Linked DNA regions of Homo sapiens: region 1 is linked to region 2. A link is an interaction called in ENCODE POLR2A ChIA-PET data of the cell type or tissue named here. Cell type or tissue: B cell. All regions are shown on one strand. Links, peaks and the distances in the headings refer to the core of each region. The heading gives the core; the rest is flanking DNA.

Evidence for each region. ChIA-PET counts read pairs that join two places held together with the same protein. Peaks named below come from ENCODE experiments on the same cell type or tissue, not always from the same donor. Only the 100,000 strongest peaks of a DNase experiment are listed, where the experiment ranks them.
Region 1: POLR2A ChIA-PET joins it to region 2 with 6 read pairs; 2 of 35 experiments call an interaction of 5 or more read pairs at or near these places.

The regions. Positions count from the first base shown.
Region 1 is chr11:76,240,449-76,256,447 of GRCh38, reverse strand. No RefSeq gene overlaps it. Among named protein-coding and RNA genes, the nearest start is that of TRP-TGG2-1, 13 kb to the right of the region's middle. RefSeq lists enhancers at 1-263, 12,858-13,690. In B cell, for the core only: no CTCF peak of the experiment used is centred there; no DNase peak of the experiment used is centred there.
Region 2 is chr11:76,075,545-76,080,544 of GRCh38, reverse strand. The region is part of intron 13 of UVRAG (UV radiation resistance associated); the gene reads right to left. Among named protein-coding and RNA genes, the nearest start is that of WNT11, 130 kb to the left of the region's middle. In B cell, for the core only: no CTCF peak of the experiment used is centred there; a DNase peak (open chromatin) is centred at 2,754; H3K4me3 peaks cover 550 bases; H3K27ac peaks cover 992 bases.

The sequences.
Region 1 (15,999 bases), core at 10,530-15,529, 170 kb before region 2:
CCTTCCTTCCTTCCTTCCTTCCTCCCTCCCTCCCTCCTTTCTTTCTTTCTTTTTCTTCTTTTCTTTTCTTTTTTTTTTTTTTTTGAGACGGAGTTTGGCTCTTGTCGTCCAGGCTGGAGTGCAGTGGTGTGATCTCAGCTCATTACAGCCTGGACTTCCCGGGTTCAGGGGATCCTCCCGCCTCAGCCTCTGGAGTAGCTGGGACTATAGGCATGTGCCACCACCCCCGGCCTTGTTTTCCCCTTTTAATCTGCTTGATCCTTGATGTTGACTGGTATGTAGAGGTTGCAGTCCTCTGCCTCCCAGGTTCAAGAGATTCTCCTGCCTCAGTCCCCCGAGTAGCTGGGATTACAGGCACCCACCACCACGCCCAGCTAATTTTTGTATTTGTAGTAAAGACGGGGCTTCATCATGTTGGCAAGGCTGGTCTTGAACTCCTGACCTTAGGAGGCTAGGTGATCCTCCTGCCTCAGCCTCCCAAAGTGTTGGGATTACAAGCGTGAACCTCACACCTGGCCTGGTTTTCTAACATCATGTGTGTACTCCTTTTGTGTCATTGTGAACTTTTTTTTTTTTTTTTTTGAGACAGGGTCTTGATCTGTCACCCAGGCTGAAGTGCAGTGGCGCGATCTCAGCTCATTGCAGCCTGGACCTCCCAGGTTCAGGGGATCCTCCCCGCTGAGCCTCCTAAGTAGCTGAGACTACAGGTGTGTGCCACCACACTCAGCCTTGTTTTTCCCTTTTAGTCTGCTCGATCTTTGATGTTGACTGGTACATAGATGCCTTTCGGGACCAGCTTAGTCCCCAGAACCTCTCCTTGCAACCCCACCAGGGGTGAGGCCCTGCAGCTTTACTGAGAGCCTGACTCCTGAGGATCCACTGACACGTGGACACGTGATCCGGGCTGGACCGGGTCTTGCTGGTCCAGCTGAATTCTCTTGCTGAATTTGGGGTTTGGGGTTCAGAGTCAGCCCCAGCCACAGTCAGTCTCCAGGTGGGCCTGATATTGAGGAACGGATAGGGAGGGCTTTGGGGCATCTGCCCTCCACCATGAATCTAGGAGGCCAGCTGTGTGGCCCCGACCCTGCCCACTTCAGCTCCTGGCTGCTTTTCTAGCCCCCAAGAGATTGAGGCTGGCCCTTACCCTATCCAGAGTACCAGGGGACATACTGTGTCCCGAAGGGGAATAGGGCTCTTTAGGCCTAAGCATACCTGAGGGTCTAACAGAACAGCTGATTCATTGCAACTTCACACTGGGAGGACCACTGAATCCCACTGCCTCCCCTCTGAATTTACTGCATCAGTCAGCCCTCAGCTTTGTCGTCCTGAGGCCTCCCCTCTCTGGAGAGGCACAGTAGTCTTCCCCACAAGTAAAAACCACTTTCTCTTCTAGGTGCCCCGTTCCTTCAGGGCCCTGTCCCACCCCCACCCCTGCACACACACCTGTTCCCATGCCCTAAGCCTACCACTTTGCCCTTCCCCCAGATGTACCCTCTTCCTAACCCCATCTGGAGCCACCCACCCTTCCAGAGAGCCGCAAGCTCCAATACCACCTCCCACTCCCCTCCCCCAGCTCCTAGCGTCCCTTGAAATGCTCGGTTTTGCAGGATTCCTACCTTGCCCAGGGTTGGAAGAATGGACATTTCTTTTCATTCCACAGGCATTTTTATGCCCTCACCTCTGGGGCATGGGGGTCCCACACTGGCCAGCCTCCCACCGTCCCTCCCACTGATGTCACCACTTCCACGTCCTATGCCATGGATGGGGCAGCCTCTGAAGACATTCAGGGCAGGGCCCACCTGCGAGCTGGGTGGTGGGAGCTGTGGTTGGAGCAGGAGGCGTGGGCCCCAGGCATTTCCTGCTGTGGACCCACTGTGTGACCTTGGGAAAGTCTCTGTCCTCTCTGGGCCTCTACTGTGGCACAGATGGAAGTCAGTTCTAAAGGACTCTGCCTTTAAAGCTGCAGAGAGGAGGCTGAGGGCCTTCCCAAGAGCCCCTCCATTCCTAGCTTTTTCGGCTCACTCGGCTTCTATCCTGCCTGAGCTCCCCAGCATCCAGCCTTCACTCCCCACCTCTGCTTTGCTATACCCAGAGGGGCTGGCTGTGAGACCCTCCCTCTCCAAGGGCTTCAGAGCCACCTTTCACTTCACCTCCAGAGCCTGCCCCAGCTCTGGCCTTGCATTTCCGCTGTAAGCCATGGCCTCAGCCCTTCCATTCCTCCTTTCCTGGTCTTGGCTTCACCTTCCCCTTATCCCCTAGGGCTTGTTATGCCCCCCAAGGATGGCGATTCCCCACCCTGCTTCCAACCCAAAGCAGGAAACATTCCTCAGTGAACGGGTCCTGGGATCCTAGAGCTCTTGGGTTCCTCAGTGACTGAGGGGCAGAGGACAGAGGGAGTATAGAGGTAGAATTGTGTTACTCCTCACCTCCCACAAAAAATACGTTGAAGTCCTAACACCAAATACCTGTGAATTTGGCCATACATGGAAATGGGGTCTTTGCAGCTATAACTAGTTAAGTTGAGGTCATACTGCTGTAGGGTGGGCCCTAAGAAGAGAAGACAGAGAGACACAGGGTAGAATGCCATGGGACAACAAGCAGAGACTGGAGCCATCCAGCTGCAAGCAAAGGAGTGCCAAAGATTGCTAACTACCACCAGAAGCTAGAAAGATACAAGGAGAGCTCTTCCCTAGAACCTTCAGTGAGAGTATGGTGCAGCCAACGCCTTGATGTTGGACTTCTAGCCTCCAGAACTGTCAGAATACGTTCTGTTGTTGTAAGCCATCCAGTGTGTGGCACTGTGTATGGCAGCCCTTGGAAAGTAATACGAGACCGTACAGCTGGCTGCAGGCTTCACCCAGCTGCCCTCCCGGCCTGAGTGCTCTTTGTAGTGGGGGAATCAGAGCTCGTCCCTCCCCAGCTCACCACTCTTCTCTGGCTCCCTGTTTCACTGGCTTCCACGCGCCACTTCATAGCTGATCCAGCCACCTTCTCTGGCATCCTCTCGCACTGCTGTCTGCCTTCTTTCAGTTCTGGGTACCCCAAATGATAGCTGTGGTTCTCTCCTCCATGTCTTTGCTTATGCTGTGCCAGAAAACACATCTTTACCCAGTTCACGTCTTGCTCATTCTTTAACACTTCTCTTGGACAATCCTTTCTTCCAGGAATAATAACAAACCTTTGTGGAGGCTTCCCATGGGCCAATCACTGTGTGCTAAGTGCTTTCTGTGAATCACCCCATTCAGTCCTTACCTCTGGTGGGTAGGTGGCCTTATCCCCATTTTATAGACAGGAAAACCAAGGCTCAGCTAGGGCTCCATGAGCTTCCCACAGTCTGAAGGGGCACTGGTGGGGTCAGGACCAGGTCTGCCTGGCAGAAGCAGTGCTCTGCTTCTGCTCCACGAAGCCACCACCCCTGCCTGGGGAGCCCGCGTCTCCCCAGGAGCATCTGCTCCTCCAGGCCTCCAGCTGCTGCACGTTTCAGGATAACAAATTATCCTGTAACAAGAGGTGAAATCAAATGCGGGCCAAATAGTTTTCCGCAGCAATTTCATGCAAAATAATTCCAAGGCATCCGTCTTTTTCATCATGTGGGGTTAGAACACATGGAGACAGAAGAACCAAGGAGCCAGAACCCAACCTGGCTCTCACAAATAAATAAACAAGGCACAGACGACATCATGGCCAGCAGGCGGCTGGAGCATAAATCAGGGCTTTTATGGGGTGGGTGGCCTGTCAGGGACCCTACCCCCTGCCTGGCCTCTGAAAGAGAATACCAGTGAACATCCTTGTGACCCAAGCCAGCCCCACTCACTAATATGCCAATCCCGGGTCCCCTGCCAGCCCCTCAGCCCTACCTAGAAGCCCCCTGAGGTTTATCAAGGGCGGGCTCTCACATAGACACCCACCCACTGATTCTCTCCCTCATTCATTGATTCACTCTGTACTTCATGTATAATAAGCACTCAGTAAAAATGTCCTGAATGGATAAATTTGCTCACCACCCCTCTCCTTCCACCTTTTTTCCCATCTACCTCCCATAAGAATTTCTCCACTGTGTCTGTATCACTGAGGTCACTTCAAGATGCAATGCCCCGGCCAGGGTGCCGGATTGGCTGAGCTGGATCTCTCACATCATGCCCTCGGTACAGGGAGGTGTGGGGCTGAGAGGAGAGGGGCCGGGTAGACACTTCAGCTTCTGTAGCAGACCCGAAGTCCTGCCTCCTGCCAAGAAGCCTCCCAAACAGGAATGGGGCTAGATGGGCAGTGAAACAACATATGTCCCGATGTCCTCCTGAAATACTGTGTGGCCTGTGCCTGTGAGCAGGATTCCATCTATTAATATTTGGGCCTCACTGCCCTTCAGCCAGTTCTAGGAAGACCCCTTTCTCCTAAGGGCTTAGGGTTTGCTGACTAGGCCAGTGGTTCCACTACCCACCATTTCACATGTCTAGATCCTGCATTTGGCACTCAGTGGGTTTTCCGTGAATGACAGCTCTTACTGCCTCCCATTTTCCATCCCAGTAGACCTCATGGCTTTTTTTTTCCATTCATCCACTCATTATTGTGTGTTAAACACACAATAAAAACAAAAAACGTGCCATCAGTAACATTCAGTATTTCACAATGGGCAACCATCACCACTGTCTAGTTCCAGAACAATTTCATCATCCTAAAAGGAACCCTCATTTCCCCATTCCCCCAGTTCCTGGCAGCTACTGGTCTCCTCACAGCTTGGCAGTGATTATTCTAACACAAAAGAGGTAGATGCATTATCCCCAATTCATGGATGCAGAAACAGGGCTGTGCATACATGCTCACATGAATGCATCAACACATACACAGCTGGCTTCAGCTGGGCCCCACTCACTCTCCACAGAGCAGCACCTTCAGAGCAGTGTGTCCTGGGTCTCCCTCCAAGCCCCTTCCTGGTGTTACAGGATCTTTAGGGTGTTGCTTCACCAGCTGGAAACCTCTGTGGTTGGTGGCACCTCTGCTTGGGTTTTGCTTGTGCCTGCTGGGTTTGTTCCACCCACTCAGTCTGACAGGCTGTGCTTGGTTCCTGCTACTGGCCTGGATCCTGCCAAAGTCAAGTCAGGCATGGAGCGGTGAGGGGTGTATGAGCAAGTGAGCGCAGAGTCCGGCCACCACACATAGCCAGGCCAGCTGTGGTGGGGTGGTCAGCTCCAGGTGTTGGCTCTGTGCAAGGCTGCAGCTGGACTAGATGTACCAAGCGGCTTCCACCACAGGCACCAGCATCTGGAAAAGGGAAACACAATGGCACCCGAAATGTCAGAGACACCAGGAACCACAGATCCCCAAAGAGGGTATTACAACATGTAACAGCCCTTGCTCAGGGAGCCCAAAGTCTGGGCTTCCAGAAGGGCTGCAGCTTTTCTCTCCTAATTGCCCACAATATGGTAAGCCGGGGGGAGGGGGGGGTTGTGTTTCAGTCCTGTCTGTGTTACAGCTCTTTCAGTCCTGCCATTTGGCAGGTCCCAAGTTCTTGTCCCGCACCCAGGAAGAATGAGGTACTTGGACAACTGGAGGGTGAGCAAAGCAGAGAGGAGCATTATTGAGCAACAGAACAGCTCTCAGGAGACCTGAAGTAGGCAGCTCCTTTCTGCAGGCTGGTCATCCCAGTGAGTGTCCAGCTCTCAGTGGAGAGGAGACCTGTAGTGGGTAGCTCCTTTCCACAGGCAGGTCATCCAAGCAGGTGTATGAGTCTGGCTGAGTCTGGGGCTTTTATGTGCTCAGAATAGAGGAAGTGCGTGCTGATTGGTCCATGGGTGACCATGGGTGGGTCTGGAAAAAGCACCACCCTATTGGCCAAACAGTCATCAATGAAGTTCTCACTCCCCATGTTGACTTCTCCGAGCACTGACAGCCCAGCCCCCATGCTTCAGGTTGTCCCTGGCTTGAAGGTGGGGCCTCACAGGGACCCATCCCTTCCTGCCTAGGAACCTGTCTGCCTCCTGATGCCATCAACATGTCATTCACAATGCCCATGCTGTTCACACCAAGGGACATCTGCAGGCTCATGCTGAGCCACCTTTGGCCCCCAGCCTTCCTGTAGCACTCCTCACCCAATGTTCAGAGGGGGCTTGAGGTGGCAGGGTGCTGGCGTGTCAGTGCCACCCCAAGCATGTGCACACCCAGCTGGGTCACAACAGTGCCTGGGCTTGGCTACACGCCCCCTGCTTGCCACATTGCAGGTGATGAGAAGGAGAGAAAAGCTGTGGCCCTTGTGGGAGCCCAGACCTTGGGGCTCCCGGAGCCAGGGCTGTGACATGTTGTAACACCCTCTTTGGGGCTCTGTGGTTCCTGGCATCTCTGACCTTTCAGGTGCCCTCATGTTTCCCTTATCCAGACACTGCTGCCTGCTGCAAAAGCTCCGAACTCAGAGCAGGCATTGGGAGCAGGCACTTCCAAGCCTGCAGGCCAGATAGCATGGGGATGCCTAGGCTGGGAGCCATGACTGGGTGGCTGTAGCTGTGCCCAGGAGCATGGGGCTCCCATCCTGCCAACTCAGTAGAGTGCGGGGCCACCACCTGTTCCTGGCCCCACTGGCTCCATGGAACCTGCAGCCCTGGCTGTACCTCCCCTGCTACAGCTGGAGTCCCCACAGTGGCTGCTCCAGATGGGCTGCTGCCACCATCACTGGCACCTTCAAGGCTGAGGCAGATGCCTCCCTCCAGTGGCTCTGGATTTCTTTCCTTGGTATGTGTGAAGGAAAGGAGTGTGCTGTCAGTTCATAGGTAGTCTTGGTTGGTTACCCTGTAAATCTAGGCTATTGACTGATGGACTGAAAAGGCCTCAGGTGATGGTGGGGGTTAGGGAGGAAGGTGGCAGGGAGGGTGCCCAGGACGCAAGCCACACCTCTGTTGGTTTTGGCCCCTGAGCAGAAGTTGACACGGTTCTCCTTGGCTGGTAGGCAGGGTTTGATTACACACACACAGCCCCTCCTGCTCACACCTCTTGGCCTTTGCAGACACTGTGTGCTCTATCTGGACTCCTTTGTCTCCCTCAAACCTCTCCAGCCTGTTGCTCCTATTCATCCTTCAAAACCCTCTTAGTGTCACCTCTGCATGGGAAGGGCAGTGATCTCAACCCTAGTGTAGTCAGTGACAGAATCTCCAGGGGGTGGAGGCTGGACCTTTGGGCAGCTACAAAGCTCCACAGGTGGGTATGGCTTGCAGCCTGCCCTGAGAACCCCTTTGAGATCCAGCCACCTGTGCTCCCCATCGGAGCTCCTTCCCCCTATTTGGAGAATGTCCATCCCCCCCGTTCTCTGAGCAACTTGACACAAGAGTCTGCAGAACATCCTGGTTAAGAGCCCAAGACATTTTTTGTTTTTTAAACCAGCTTTATTGAGATATAATTCACATGTCATATAATTCTCCCATTTAAAGTGTACAACTAATGGCTTTTGTTATGTTGCATTATTAATTTTTTTAAATTGTGGTAAAATATATATAACATAAAGTTTGCTATTTTAGCCATTTTAAGTGTATAATTCAATGCCATTAATAACATTCACAATGTTGTACAACCACAAGAGCCCCAGATTTTGGCTTCAGATGGAGACCTGGGTTTAGTCCTGGTTCTTTCACTCCATAGCTGTGCAGCATGCCCTCCAAACCCCTACTTACCCATCTGGAAATAAGGATTCTAGGGGCTACTTCATATAGTCATTCTGAGGATTACATGAGGCACCGGGGGGTGACAGGGCCTCATCGATTGTGGAACCCAGTATGAGGGCTCCCCATATGCCACTGCTGTGTAGCATTATCACCCATGTGCTGTGTGGCCTCAGGCGAGTCCCTGGCCCTCTCTGGCCCCAGCCCCTGGCTTTAACAAGGCTGAATTTGGATTAGATGACCCTGAGGGCCTAGGAGCTCTGCCATCCAGTGCTCACTGGTCTGCCCCATCAGAAGTCATCTGCCTTCACTGAGATGTTAACCTCCTCCTCTGAGAACTGCCCCCTAGTGGTCCTGGCAACCATGGTGATCATGTGACATGGCCATAGGTGACTGGACCTGAGAGGACGTGTGACTCAAGTACATTTGGACCTGGGACACTGGCCTGCTGATGGGTGGTCAGTGGTGCTGGAGTGGGGAGCTGAGATGTGGAAGATGCACATGTAGCTTAAGCCCAGCTGGGGTGAGGGATGGCAGTCATGGGGGACTCATTTGGAACAGGTGGCAGGCCCAGATCCTGACATGCCAGGCCAAGGAACTTGGACTTAAATCCTGAGGGGAGTGGGAACCCCATCATTCTTGGGCATTAAAACCATGCTGGGCCCCATCATGGAGCCTCTCAGGGCTGAGCTAAGGGAGGAGGGTGTGGCACAGGGTGAGGGAATGAACAGGGGTCCCCAGGCCATGTGACTTTGGGCCAGGCTGGGCCTCTCAGCTCTGGACAGAGCTCCAGTCTTCTCTTTCTGACAGTAGAGTTGGACTCAGGGGTTCCCAAGGCCCCTCAAGCACTGATTGTCCCCGAAAATCACAGGGCTTTGAGACCAGGACTGAGGTAGGGAGGACTGGGGGAGGTCCTAACTAGACACTCTCAGTAATTGGAGCTGTTCTTGTCCATGCATGCAAAGGCTGGTTCCCAGAGAGCAGGAGGACGCAGCTCCAGGTGTGCAGATGGAGTCTTCCCCAGGCAGGACAGAACAGGGGGCTGGAAACCCCAGGGTCTGCAGGGACTGTCTGGGGTCTGCAGCCCCTCCAGGCTGAGGCTCTATGCCACATCCATCAGGGGCTTTTTTTTTTTCTTTTAACAGAGTCTCACTCTGTCGCCCAGTCTGGAGTGCAACGGCGCCATCTTGGCTCCCTGCAACCTCTGCCTCCTGGGTTCAAGCGATTCTCCTGCCTCAGCCTCCTGAGTAGCTGGGACTACAGGCACATGCCACCATGCCCAGCTAATTTTTGTATTATTTAGTAGAGACTGGGTTTCACCATGTTGGCCATGCTGGACTCGAACTCCTGACCTCAAGTGATCCACCCGCCTCGGCCTTCCAAAGTTCTGGGATTACAGGCGTCAGCCACCATGCCCAGGTATCAGGGGCTTCTTTTTGGTCTACAGAAGTGCAGAAAACATCCCAGACTGAAAGCCGGTTGGGTGAGCTTCCTGTGCCTCCAGCCTGAGGGCCAGCATCCCAAGTGGCTCCAGAAGACAGCGCCAAGGATGGCTCTGTGCTGGGAGTCCTTGCAGGCCCAGAGCTGGCCCATCTGCCCTGGGAGTTAGACACCAGGCCTGCCCAGTGCAGCCTGTTGGCTATAGATGGCCAGCATAGATGATAGAGTTGTTAGGAATGGCTATGTTCCTGTGGCAGCATCTGTTTACTGTGATATGAGGCAGTGACTTAACCTCTTTGGGTCTCTGTTTCTGCATCTATAAGCTGGGAATAGCAATCTCTGTCCCTTGTGGAGCTGTCATGAGGCTTAGATGAGATGGTGTGTGTGTGGCGCTGACAGTGAGCCTGGGGTGGCCAGTGCTCTCCAGATGGCAGCCATGGCTCTAGCAACACAGACTGGGCCCTCTGGAATCTGGGGTGTGCAGAGGACAGTGGCCGGGAGTGAGAGGGGGGCTGGAAAGAAATGTGGGAGAGGTAGGAACCCCAGTAAGTCATGGGAGAAGGAGGGAAAAGCATCCCCACTGGGGTGAGGGGTCCTTGCTTCCTGAACCCCTTTCTGCTCCAGCTTCAGGTCCCACCTGGGCTTCCCACCCCCCACTGGCTTTCCCATGTAGGGCATGAAGATGTCTGCCCCTACTGACAGCAGCCACCAGGCACCAGGGGGGCGGGAGATATCCCCAGACTCTGGGAGCAGATCCCTATGTGGAGGAGGACACTGAGCTGCAGAGGAGGACAGTGATGTGCCACCACCTGCCACACAGGGAGCCGGACAAGGCCTGGCCCCTTCCCCACTCCTTGCTGTCTCCTGTGGTCACCTGTCAGTGTGGCCGCCATCTTGTTTCAGACAGGTCACCTGGGGGACTGCCCGACAGCGCCTGGCAGAGCAGCAGCAGAGCTTGGGGGCCAGCCATGCCAGACCTCCCCTCTCTTGGCCAAGCCACACGGCTCTGCTACAGAGCCTCCCAGTGCCCGAATCAGTCGGGGCCTCTAGCACTGCACCATCTTCGCAGGCTGGGTCCTCAGGGAGCTCGGTGAAGGCTCAGCTCCTCTCCTCACCCAGAGGAAAATCAGGTTGTGTTTTGAGGGAGCAACAGACAGAGAGATTGTGCTGGGCCTACTAGGCTCCTGCCTTCTCAGCGCCTGAATCTGTTTTGGGGCCCCTTTTGCTCTCCCATGGCTACAGGGCCCATCAAGCTTCTGTGGTGCCTTTGTGAAAGTTAGAAAAAGGTGCCCCATCTGGGCAGTCACAGCCCCGTGCCAGGATTTCACCCCCTCTCACCCCCTCAGCCAGTGCCCTTGTGCAGTGAACACCCTGCACAACTGGGCCCTGCCCAGCCTTCTCTGCTCTCCCCTCCCAGCTGAGTCCCATTCTAATGTGAGGCTTCCCTAGACATGCTGGGCAGGAGGCACCTTCTCCCCAGCACACCTTTTTTCCTTCTCAGGACCAACCCAGAGTCCTCTCTTGTGTCAGGAGGGCCTGTGGGGCCTGGGCAGGCAGAAGGCCCATGCCTAGGTTTATGTGCCTTCCAGAATTCTCCAGCTTAGCTCCTGTCTGTGGCTCCAGGCTCCAACTCCGAGGAGCACCAGAGCTCCCTCTCCTCCTGCTGTTGGGGCTCAGCCATCCTCACTTCCAGTGGTCTCTTCTTCTTTGAAGGTCTCTGTATTCCTGATGGAGATGCCATGGGCTGTGCACACCAGCTGAACTCCCCACTAGAGATCCTCTCTTTGCTCCCCATCACCCTTAGAACACAGTTGAGGGTCATTAACCCAGCCCCTCAAGGCCCTCACACCTGGCCCTGTCTTCACTTCCAGCCTCGCCCCAAGTCCCTCCCCTCCTACCCTCTGGGCTTCAGCCAGAGGAAATTCTTCTGTTCCCAAAAGGCACCAGGTGGTGTCAAGCCTTCATGCTACTCACCTCACAGTGCTCTCCTGCTCTAGAAATGAGTGATATTACAGATCCCAGCAGTTTACACAGAATGCTCATGACCATTAGCTCATTTGAACCTCACCACAGCTCTGGGAGGGGAACAGGGCAGAAGTTTTCCATCTATGCCACCTATTTTGGCATCTGGTAAGGTCCCCTCTTACGGATGCTGGGTCTTATAAAGGACAATATGATGATGTCTTCGTCCCTTTGGGCTGCTATAGCAGAATACCATAGACTTGGTAGCCTATAAACAACTGAAATGTATTGCTCGTGGTTCTGGAAGCTGAGAAGTCCAAGATCAAGGTGCAGACAGAGTCAGTGTCTGGTGAGGACCCACTATCTGCTTCAGGGACTGCCACCTTTTTGCTGTGTTCTCACATGGCATAAGGGATGCGGGGTCTCCCTGAGATCTCTTTTACGAGGGTCCTAATCCCGTCATGAGGGCTCCACCCTTATGACCCGATCACTTTCTAGAGGCCCCTAGAAATACCATCGCACTGGGATTAGGTTTCAACATGTGAATTTATGGGACACATTAAGACCACAGCAGCTGAGTAGATGGTGAATGGCTGGATGGGTGGGCAGGGACTGGATCTGGAGGGAGGCCAGGAAAAGTTTGAAAATGTGATAGAATCAGTGCAGCCTGGTAGGGGTCGGGGTGGCACTGAAGGGGGTTCTGGTCTGCACGATTGGGTGGCCCCAGAGTAGGGAGAGAGGCAGCCAGTGATCTCTGGGGTCCAAGAAGGGGAGGAAGGGCCTCCATGATGGGCCAGGGCCCCATAGGAGAAAGCAGTGCTGCAGAAGCCTCCTTTCTCCTGGTTAGTCAGGCACTGCCCAGGGATGAACGTGGCATCTGCCAGGGCTCTCAAGCCACCAAGTCAAATACTGGAAGGTCTCACTCTGCTTCAGCTGGCCACACCCACCCAGGAGGGCTCGGGCTGCAGGTGACATGTGGGGGAGGGGGTGAGCCAAGATAGCTTGCAGTGGGGTGGGGTGAGGGCCTGGAACTTTCCATCATATGGGCCTGGGACTTTGGTTTCTCAGTCCTCCCAACTCCCACAGTGGATAAGTCGGGGCTTTGGGGAGCAAGGGAGGAGAGTCTGAAAACCATCAAAGAATCTCCACCTGAGAGAGACACAGATGGGAGAATGGGGGTGGGGAGGAGAGGAATGGTGGAAGCTGGAGAACTGGAGGGATCTCTCAGTCAGGGGCTGCTCCCACCTTCCCCTGCCCTGTTCCTTTCCCAGGCTGGATGGGAGCCCCCCATGTCTGTGTATCTGCGTGTGTGTGCCCACCAGCTCGCATGCGTGTGTAATCGTACCTGCCTCATAGGGTTGCTACAGGAGGCTTGAACAAGTTCACGTTCATGAAAGGCTGGGTGCTGCTGGCACGTGGTAAGAGCTCTGTAAGTAAGAGCAGCCATCGCACAGGAGGAGAGTGTGATGGGCAACAGCTAGGACTTGAGTTTGGCTACCAGAGCTCCTACAACTGCTAAGTGTTAGCAGTGATGGGCGCTGTGAGCCCACTTGTGTTTGGTCCGCAGGGGTAACTTTTTGCAAGTACCACGGTCGGCCCCCTCTCCCCCCAGCAGCAAACCTTTGCCCCTCACGGCGCACCACACTCATCAGACAGTACCCTCTTTGCTAAACAGGGAGCAGGCGCTAACGTCCTGTGTCACTCCCCTACACACGCCTGCAGCTAGCTGTTCTCATTCTAGCTCCGTCCTCCTTTTGCCCTGTCCCACAGAAGAGACTTCCAACACCCCGTCCCTGGGCACCTCTTCCCTCTCTCAGGCCCCTCTCCACCCGGCAATCCCCGCCCCCCCGCAACCCCGACACCTCCCCTCCGCACTCCCTCCCATTTCCATGGAAACACATTCACTGTGCTCCCCCTCCATCCCTTTCCCCTTTCCCCCTGGCCTCACCTCTGTCCTAGCCTCAGGCCTGGCTCACCAGCCCTCCCTCCCTCATGCATCCTGATGCCCGACTGCCGCTCCTCTCCAGGCTCCCTCCCGCCTCTCGGGTCACTGGATCTCCCTCTTCTGCTCAGCAGTGGTAGGGTCCCTACTTCTCCCTCGACTCCTGGCTGTTCTCACTCTGCCTGCTCCGTGTCATTCGCCCTCATGTGGCCAGCAGCCAAGTGCTGATGCCCCTTAGCCCTCTCTCCCACCAGGCCCACTTTCCTGGGCTCTGCCACCTGCATCAGCTGCCCCTGGCACACTGCTCTAGGGTGGAGAGGGTTTGAAGCTGGAGACAGACTCAGATGCACACGCAGGTCTCCACAGGCCTTCATGGAACGCTGCCATTCCCATTTTGAAGCTCTCGTGGCATGGGGGCTCATTCCCTCCTGCCAGGAGAATCCCTATCTCTGCTTAGGAGAAAGCTCTCCCCTGGCACTGCCACTCAGCCTATCAGAGACCAGGAGGCAGAGCCACCTCTGGGATGGGCAGAGTGGGAAGTGCTGCTTCAACTCTTCCAAGTCAGGTGGCCATGGGCAAGTTCCTTCTACTTTCTGAACTCAGTTTCCTGAGCCACACAGGCCCCTCCAGCCCTAATATTCCACAGCTGCAGGGAGGGTTTGGAAAGCAGGAGGTCTGTGTTCCAGGCTTTTCTCTGCCACCCGCAGCCTGTGTGGTTTTGGGAGACTCTCCACCTGTTTCCTCAGTTTCCCCATCTGAACAATGAGTGAGCTGGCCCTAGTGATCTAAGGGGCTCCCTGGGTCCTGTCCTCTGTTTTGAATGTCACCTGGGTTGGGGAAGCTTGACCTCTTTCCCAACTAAAGCCCACCTCACGCTGGTCATCCGAGAGCTGGGGGTGCAACAGGTGGGAAATGGTGAGGGCAGGGGCAGGAGAGCTGCACTCCCTGGCCTGTAGTCTGGCCCCTCAGAGTGGATCCCCAGCCCAGTCACTTCAGAGGCAGCAACCGCTCCCTGTGTAGCAGACAGGGCCCCATCTTCACCCACCGTCACAGAATTCCTCTGAGCTGGCTGGGCAGGGACCCTATTTTACAGACAGGAAGACCAAGGCCCAAGGCAAGAAGGGGTCTGCCTAGATTCACACGGCTAGTCTGTAGCTAAGGTGGAACTCAGAGACTGTGAGAATTCCATGGTGTCATGTCCCTTGTCATTCACCGCAGCGGCCCACCCCCCACAGGGTCATTGGGTCCCACCCCTCCTGATGCAAAGGGGAAACTGAGACCCAGAATGGTGCAGAGCTGTGCATTCTCCCCATTGACCTCAGCTGCAGCTGCAGAGATAGCTGACAAAGCCCCAAACCTCTCCCCGGCAGCCTCGCTTGACGCCTAAAATCCCATCAGAGCCCCCACATTTGGGTAAAGCATGTATCCAGGGGCCCTTGTGACGAGAGGGGCAGAAAGGCAAGAATTACAGGCATGTGCTGTCCTCAGGCTCCCAGAACAGCCAAGAAGGAAGGAGCCTGGGGAGCCATGAGGGGCCAGGGGGCCAGAAAGGGTGAGGCATTTGCCCGGGTTCCACAGCGGGTTGGGGCTTAGTCAGGCAGCAGACCCCAGAACCAGTACCCATGCCCAGGTTGCCTGCCCCCACCCCCTGCCCCTTCGGGCAGCCTCCTCTTGTATGTATGGTCCTGGAAGGAAGGCCTGGAGTGGCAGGGCCAGTTCCTCCGGCTGGGACGGTGGGTGGGGTGCACAGGAACATCTCCCCCCAACCTGAGTCGCCCTTCCAGAGGATGCCGCGGGCGGTGGCAGATTAATGGTGCGGAGGCCACTCATTTCCTGTGGCCGGGAGACGGGCCACACCACACAGCCCCCCATTGTGGGCTGCCCTTATCTCGGGAAGTTCCGCCTGCCCCATCCGGAAGAGGCAGCTAGGACCCCATGCCCCTGGCCTCACCTTTCTTTGCCTTTTGGAAGCCAGGCTCACAGGTCTCAGATCCTGCAGGCCTCGGTCTCCCCTCCTCCCATGGGAAGCCTGGACTTGACCCTGGGAGGAGTGAGGAGCCTGGAGGGCCTGGACTTGACCCTGGGGGCAGTGGGGAGCCTGGAGGGTGGAGTAGGGGGGGCCTGGTCTCATCTGGGGTTAAGAGGGGCAATTCTAGGGGCTTCAAGAATGAACTGGGAGGGGCGAGGCTGGAGGCAGTGAGTAGAGGGAGCCTGGTTGCACATGGGGGCCCAGCTGGGATGGGGAGGACAGGGCAGGGCACCGCATTTCTCTGCTTAGAATCTCCCTTTGAGGAGTGTACACAGCCTCTGGTTCAGACACCCACTTTAGGAGGCAACACAGGCACACACAGATTCCCCAGAAAGCCTTCCCTGACTACCAGTTGGTCCAGATCTCCCCAGCCAAATGGGACTCAGCCCCCTGTGCTTTGCCTCAGACCGTTTAGACCCCTGAGCATCCTGTGTGGATGCAGATCTGTCTCCTTCATTAGACTGGACATGCCTGGATGGTGGAGACCCCCATGTCTCCAGGACTCACCCGACCCCTGCCCTCTCCACTAAACCTGGCTCCAGCCCAGCCCCCACCCCAGCCACATCTCCCTCCGCACAGGCTCTCAGAGACCCCTCCCCACAGACCTGCCCTCTCGCCTCCATGCTTTTGGCCAAGTATGTCCCTCCACCCGGAATGCCCCTTCTACGTCTCCCCTGGCCAAATCCCAGCCATCGTTAAGGGCTGCTCAGATGCCACCACTCCTTGAAGCCTTGCTAGGCCCACTACTGATGCCAGGCAGTTCTGCAAATGCCTTTCTCCCTTTTCTACCGGAGCAGCTGCATTCAATAAATTCGTTAAAAGATTCAATAGCTTTTTTTAAAAAAAGTTTGAGACCATTCAATTTGTCCATCCCAACCCTTGAGAGATGAAGACACCAGCTCAACTGAGGTCTCATGAGAAGTCTAGATCAGATTTTCATTTTAACAGAGGACGCTGTTGTCAGCTTCCAAGCATGAGTTCACCAT
Region 2 (5,000 bases), core at 1-5,000:
GATTCAGTTTTTGTCTGAAAAAAATAATTTATATATATATATTCTATTATAAAAGCAATATGTGCTCAATAAAAATAAATAAAAAGGTAAGTAGAAGGATTATCTGAAGTCCCACAAAACAAACATGTAACACAGTTTTGGTATACAACCAGGCAGTCTTTTCCCTCCTATATACAGGGTAGTTTGTTTGGTGCCTTTAAAATTATTTTAATATCTGTAACCACAGTGTGCCTTCAACCCCATGCTCTCTTTTCTACACTAATAACAAAGGTATTTCTATGCTACCTAATCTTCACAAAAATTTTAATCACAGTGAATGCTTGCTATGTTTTAAATGTCCCCTCCAAACCTCATGTTGAAATTTGGTTGCCACTGTCACAGTATTAAGGGGTGGAACCTTTAAGAGGTGATTAGGTCATGAAGGCTCCACCCTCATGAATGGATTAATGCCATTACTACAAGAGTGGGCTCCTAATAAAGGGGTGAATTCAGTCCAATTTTCCTCTCTCCATCTCACATCTGCCATGGGTTGATGCTTGCTTGATGTTGGTGCCATGCTCTCAGACGTCCCAGCTTCCCGAACCATGAGCCAAACAAATCTCTTTTCTTTATTAATTACCTAGTCCATGATATTCTGTTATAGCAGCAGAAAACGAATGAAGGCAATGCTCCTTCATTTATTTAACCTATTCCCAGATAACTATTTTCAGTTATGATAAACATATTTAACTGTTTTCAGGAAGTTAGAATTATTTCCTTATGCTAGAGTTCCCAAGATGAACTACTAAATCAAAGGCAGAAATTCTTACTAATTCTACTTCAGAGAAAAAATTGTGAGGGTAAGTATATGAGCTTCTTATGAGAATGCTTTGAAAACTGTAAGGCACTACATAAATGTAAGATAGTATTATCATTAGTTTTATAAGTCCATATTGTATTGGACTTACATAAGCCTAGTATGGTACTCCATAAATCTCTGAATATTTTCTAAAAACAAAATCACCAATATATAAGCATACTATTTGTACATTTCATCTTAATCTTTTTTTTTTTCTTTTTTTTGAGACAGGGTTTCACTGTCGCCCTGGCTGGAGTGCAGTGGCACAATCATAGCTCACTAAAGCCTTTAACACCTAGGCTCAAACAATCCTCCTGCCTCAGCCTCCTGAGTAGTTGGGACTACAGGCACAAGCCACTATGTCCGGATAATTTTTTTAATTTTTTGTAGAGATGAGGTCTTGTTGTGCTGCCCAGGCTGGTCTCGAACTCCTGAGCTCAAGTGATCCTCCTGCCTTGGCCTCCCAAAATGTTGGAATTACAGGCTTGAGCCACTGCACCTTGCAAGAATCTTAAAACCTTTTTGATCATGCTGTCGCGAGTCAAACAACTTAAAAGTGATTTTGAAAAAGCAATGAACAGACTAAATTATAAGAGTGGTAAAGTTAAGAAGCAGAGATGTAAAGAACATGGTGCTGACATGGGGCTCAGGGCACATAATACTCAACTTTTTGATTCTTTAGATGAGAAGTCTGAGACACAGCAGAAAGATACTATCTGCCCAAGGTACTGGCAAGTTAAAAGTGATGGAATATAACCCTGAAATTTCTTTTTTTTCTGAGACAGAGTCTTGCTCTGTAGCCCAGGCTGGAGTGCAGTGGTGCGATCTCAGCTCACTGCCAGCTCCGCCTCCTGGGTTCACATCATTCTCCTGCCTCAGCCTCCTGAGTAGCTGGGACTACAGGTGTCCGCCACCACACCCAGCTAATTTTTTTTTTTTTTTTTTTTTTTTTTTGTATTTTTAGTAGAGTAAAGACAGGGTTTCACTGTGTTAGCCAGGATGGTCTCAATCTCCTGACCTCGTGATCCGCACACCTCGGCCTCCCAAAGTGCTGGGATTACAGGTGTGAGCCACCGCACCCGGTCTAACCTTGAAATTTCTAATTGTTGGTGTTATGTTCTTTCCATTAAATCATTTCATCCACCTTTTTGAAATCTGTGGATGACAAAATTTCATTCCTTTCATTGCATCTACCTAAATAATTTAATTATTTAAATGTAAAGTGCTAGTCTGCATTTATAATATATATATTTTTAAACCAATAATTTACAGAAATATCTACAAAGTTATTATTTTAAATACAGAATTATGATATGGGTCTATCCACAGATAACTGTGGGTATGTTGGTGAAAGTAGTCTCTCTTTCAAAAAGATAAATTAGCAAAACATAACATCATTAAAAGTTCCAAAATTTAGAATTTCAAATCTACTGTGCTACCTTCCCCTAAAATCTAGAGACTTTGGGTTTTGAATCAGGCAATATAAACCATTTTTTTGGAGCTCATCTCTTTAAAGAGCTTACACCTAAGCTATGCCGGTCACTTTGATGCCAACTAAAATCAGACCAAATTCATTTTTCATATAGCTCATAATTCATTTCATGATGCTTAATCATAAAAAGTATAGTGAGAATTTATATGCCATCCTCTCTGAACTAGCTAGCACTGCATATTTCATTTCAGTTGAGGTACATTCTTTAAATATTTTCCTCCCAGCAAAAGATGTCACTCATGGTGGTGCTTTGGAAAAGGCTAATCTTATTACTGAACAAGTAAAAAGGCTAAAGTGAATCTTTTAAAACAACTAGGATAAAGGAAGAGATAGATGTTATCAAAGATGGTAAGCCAAGTAAGGTGCTAAATTTATATTGAGCTATTAGCCACAGAAAAAAAGGGAAGCCTGTTATGTAAGATGTTTCTTCCTGTCTGACAAAAGGAAAGCAGCAAGTACGGTCTCCTGAACTTAGAGTCAGATATTAGGGTCTGAATTTCTTTGTTTATCTAACAGCTGTGTGACTATGAGCAAAAGACTCACCCTTCAGAGGCTCAGTTTATCTAAATGTAAAATGAAGATAATAATACCAACACTTTAAGGGTTTCTGCAAAGGATAAAAGAAATAATATATGTGAAAGGGCCCTGTGCCCTAAAATAAGCTATATATGTAAGTTACAATTGTTTTATTTTTCATTTGGAAATATATTTTTGGCACTGTATTTGTAGTTTCAGTTTAAAAGGAAAAAATGTCCAACTGAGATAAAAAGTTTTATCAATTTACACTTTCAGCAATCAAAGAGTACAGTAATCATAGTCAATGACATTAAAAATGTCTAGCACATTGGTTAATAGCTAATGATGGCTCTCAGAAAAATTAATACATGAACACTTAACCAATCATTTGCAACTAGAAAAATGCAGTATGTTATCCCTTTAAACACAGAATAGAACTTTTGGAAAAAACTATGTATAAATAAATATAATTTTTTGACCTCAATTAAAACATTAAATAGATACAAGAGATGTGTGTGTGTGTATATATAATATTTACATATATTATATATTTTATATATACAATATATAATATACATTAAACAGAAATGAGTTGTTTAATTATCAACCTTAAAGAGGAAAGAACAATCTCTGACTGACTCATTCATCATTCATTCTTTCAATAGACATCTTTTTTTTTTTTTGAGACAGGGTTTGCCATGTCGCCCAGGCTGGAGTGCAATGGTACAATCACAGCTCACTGCAGCCTTGACCTCCTGGACTCAGGTGATTTTCCCATCTCAGCCTCCCAAGTGGCTGGAACCACAGTTGGACACCACCACACCCTGCTAATTTTTTTATTATGGGGTCTTGTCATCTGCCTCTAATAAATAAATAAATAAATAAATAAATAAATACAACCTAATTTAAAAATGGTCAAAGGGTTGGAATAGTTATTTCTCCAAAGAAGATATACAAATGGCCAATAAGTACATAAAAGAGTAATGACACTCAACATCATTAGCCATTAGAAAAAATTCAAGTCAAAACCATTTACAACTAGTAGGATGGCTATAATAAAAAAGAAAAATAAGTGTTGGTGAGGATACAGAGCAATTGGAACCTGATACCGTTTGGCTGTGTCCCCACCCAAATCTCATCTTGAATTGTAGCTCCCATAATTCCACGTGTCATGGGAGGGACCCAGTGGGAGGTAATTGAATCATGGGAGCAGGTCTTTCCTGTGCTGTTCTTGTGATAGTGAATAAGTCTCACAAGATCTGATGTGAGATCAGATTTATAAAGGGGAGTTCCCCTGCACACGCCCTCTTGCTTGCTGCCATGTAACACAGTAAAATTGCTTCTACTTTGCCTTCTACCATGATCGTGAGGCCTCCCTAGTCATGTGGATCTGTGAGTCCATTAAGCCTCTTTCCTTTATAAATTACCCAGTCATGGCTATGTCTTTATTAGCAGCATGAGAACAGACTAATACAGAACCTTTGTACATTAGTAGTGGGAATGTAAAATGGTGTTGCCACTTTAGAAAACAGTCTGGCAATTCCTCAAATTTAAACATAGCTACCATATGGCTCAGCAATTCCACTCCTAGGTATACACCCCAAAATAATGAAAACTATATCCCCACAAAAACTTGTACCCAAATGTTCATAACAGCATTCTTATAACAGCCAAGAAATGGAAACATCCCAAAAGTCTATCAACTCGTAAATGGATAAATAACATGTCGTATATACATACACATCTTCCAACTGCAAAAAAAATTGGCTACAAAAAGGAATGACTCATACATGCTACAAAATGGATAAACCTTGAGCCTATGGAAAGCAAATAAAGCCAGTTACAGAAGACCACATATTTTATGATTCCATTTGTAAGAAATGTCCAGAACAGCAAATCTATAGAAACAGAAAGTAGGCTGGTAGCTGCCCAGGGATGGGGAACCTGAGGGAATGAGGAATGACTACTAGTGGGTACAGGGTTTCTTTTGGGGGCAATGAAAATGTTCTATAATTGACCGTGGTGATAGTTGCACAATTTGGTGAATATATTAAAAGCCACTGAACTATATACTTTTTTTTTTTTTTGAGACACAGTCTTGTTCTATTGCCTAGGCTGGAGTGCAGTGGCATGGCTCATGCAACCTCCGCCTCC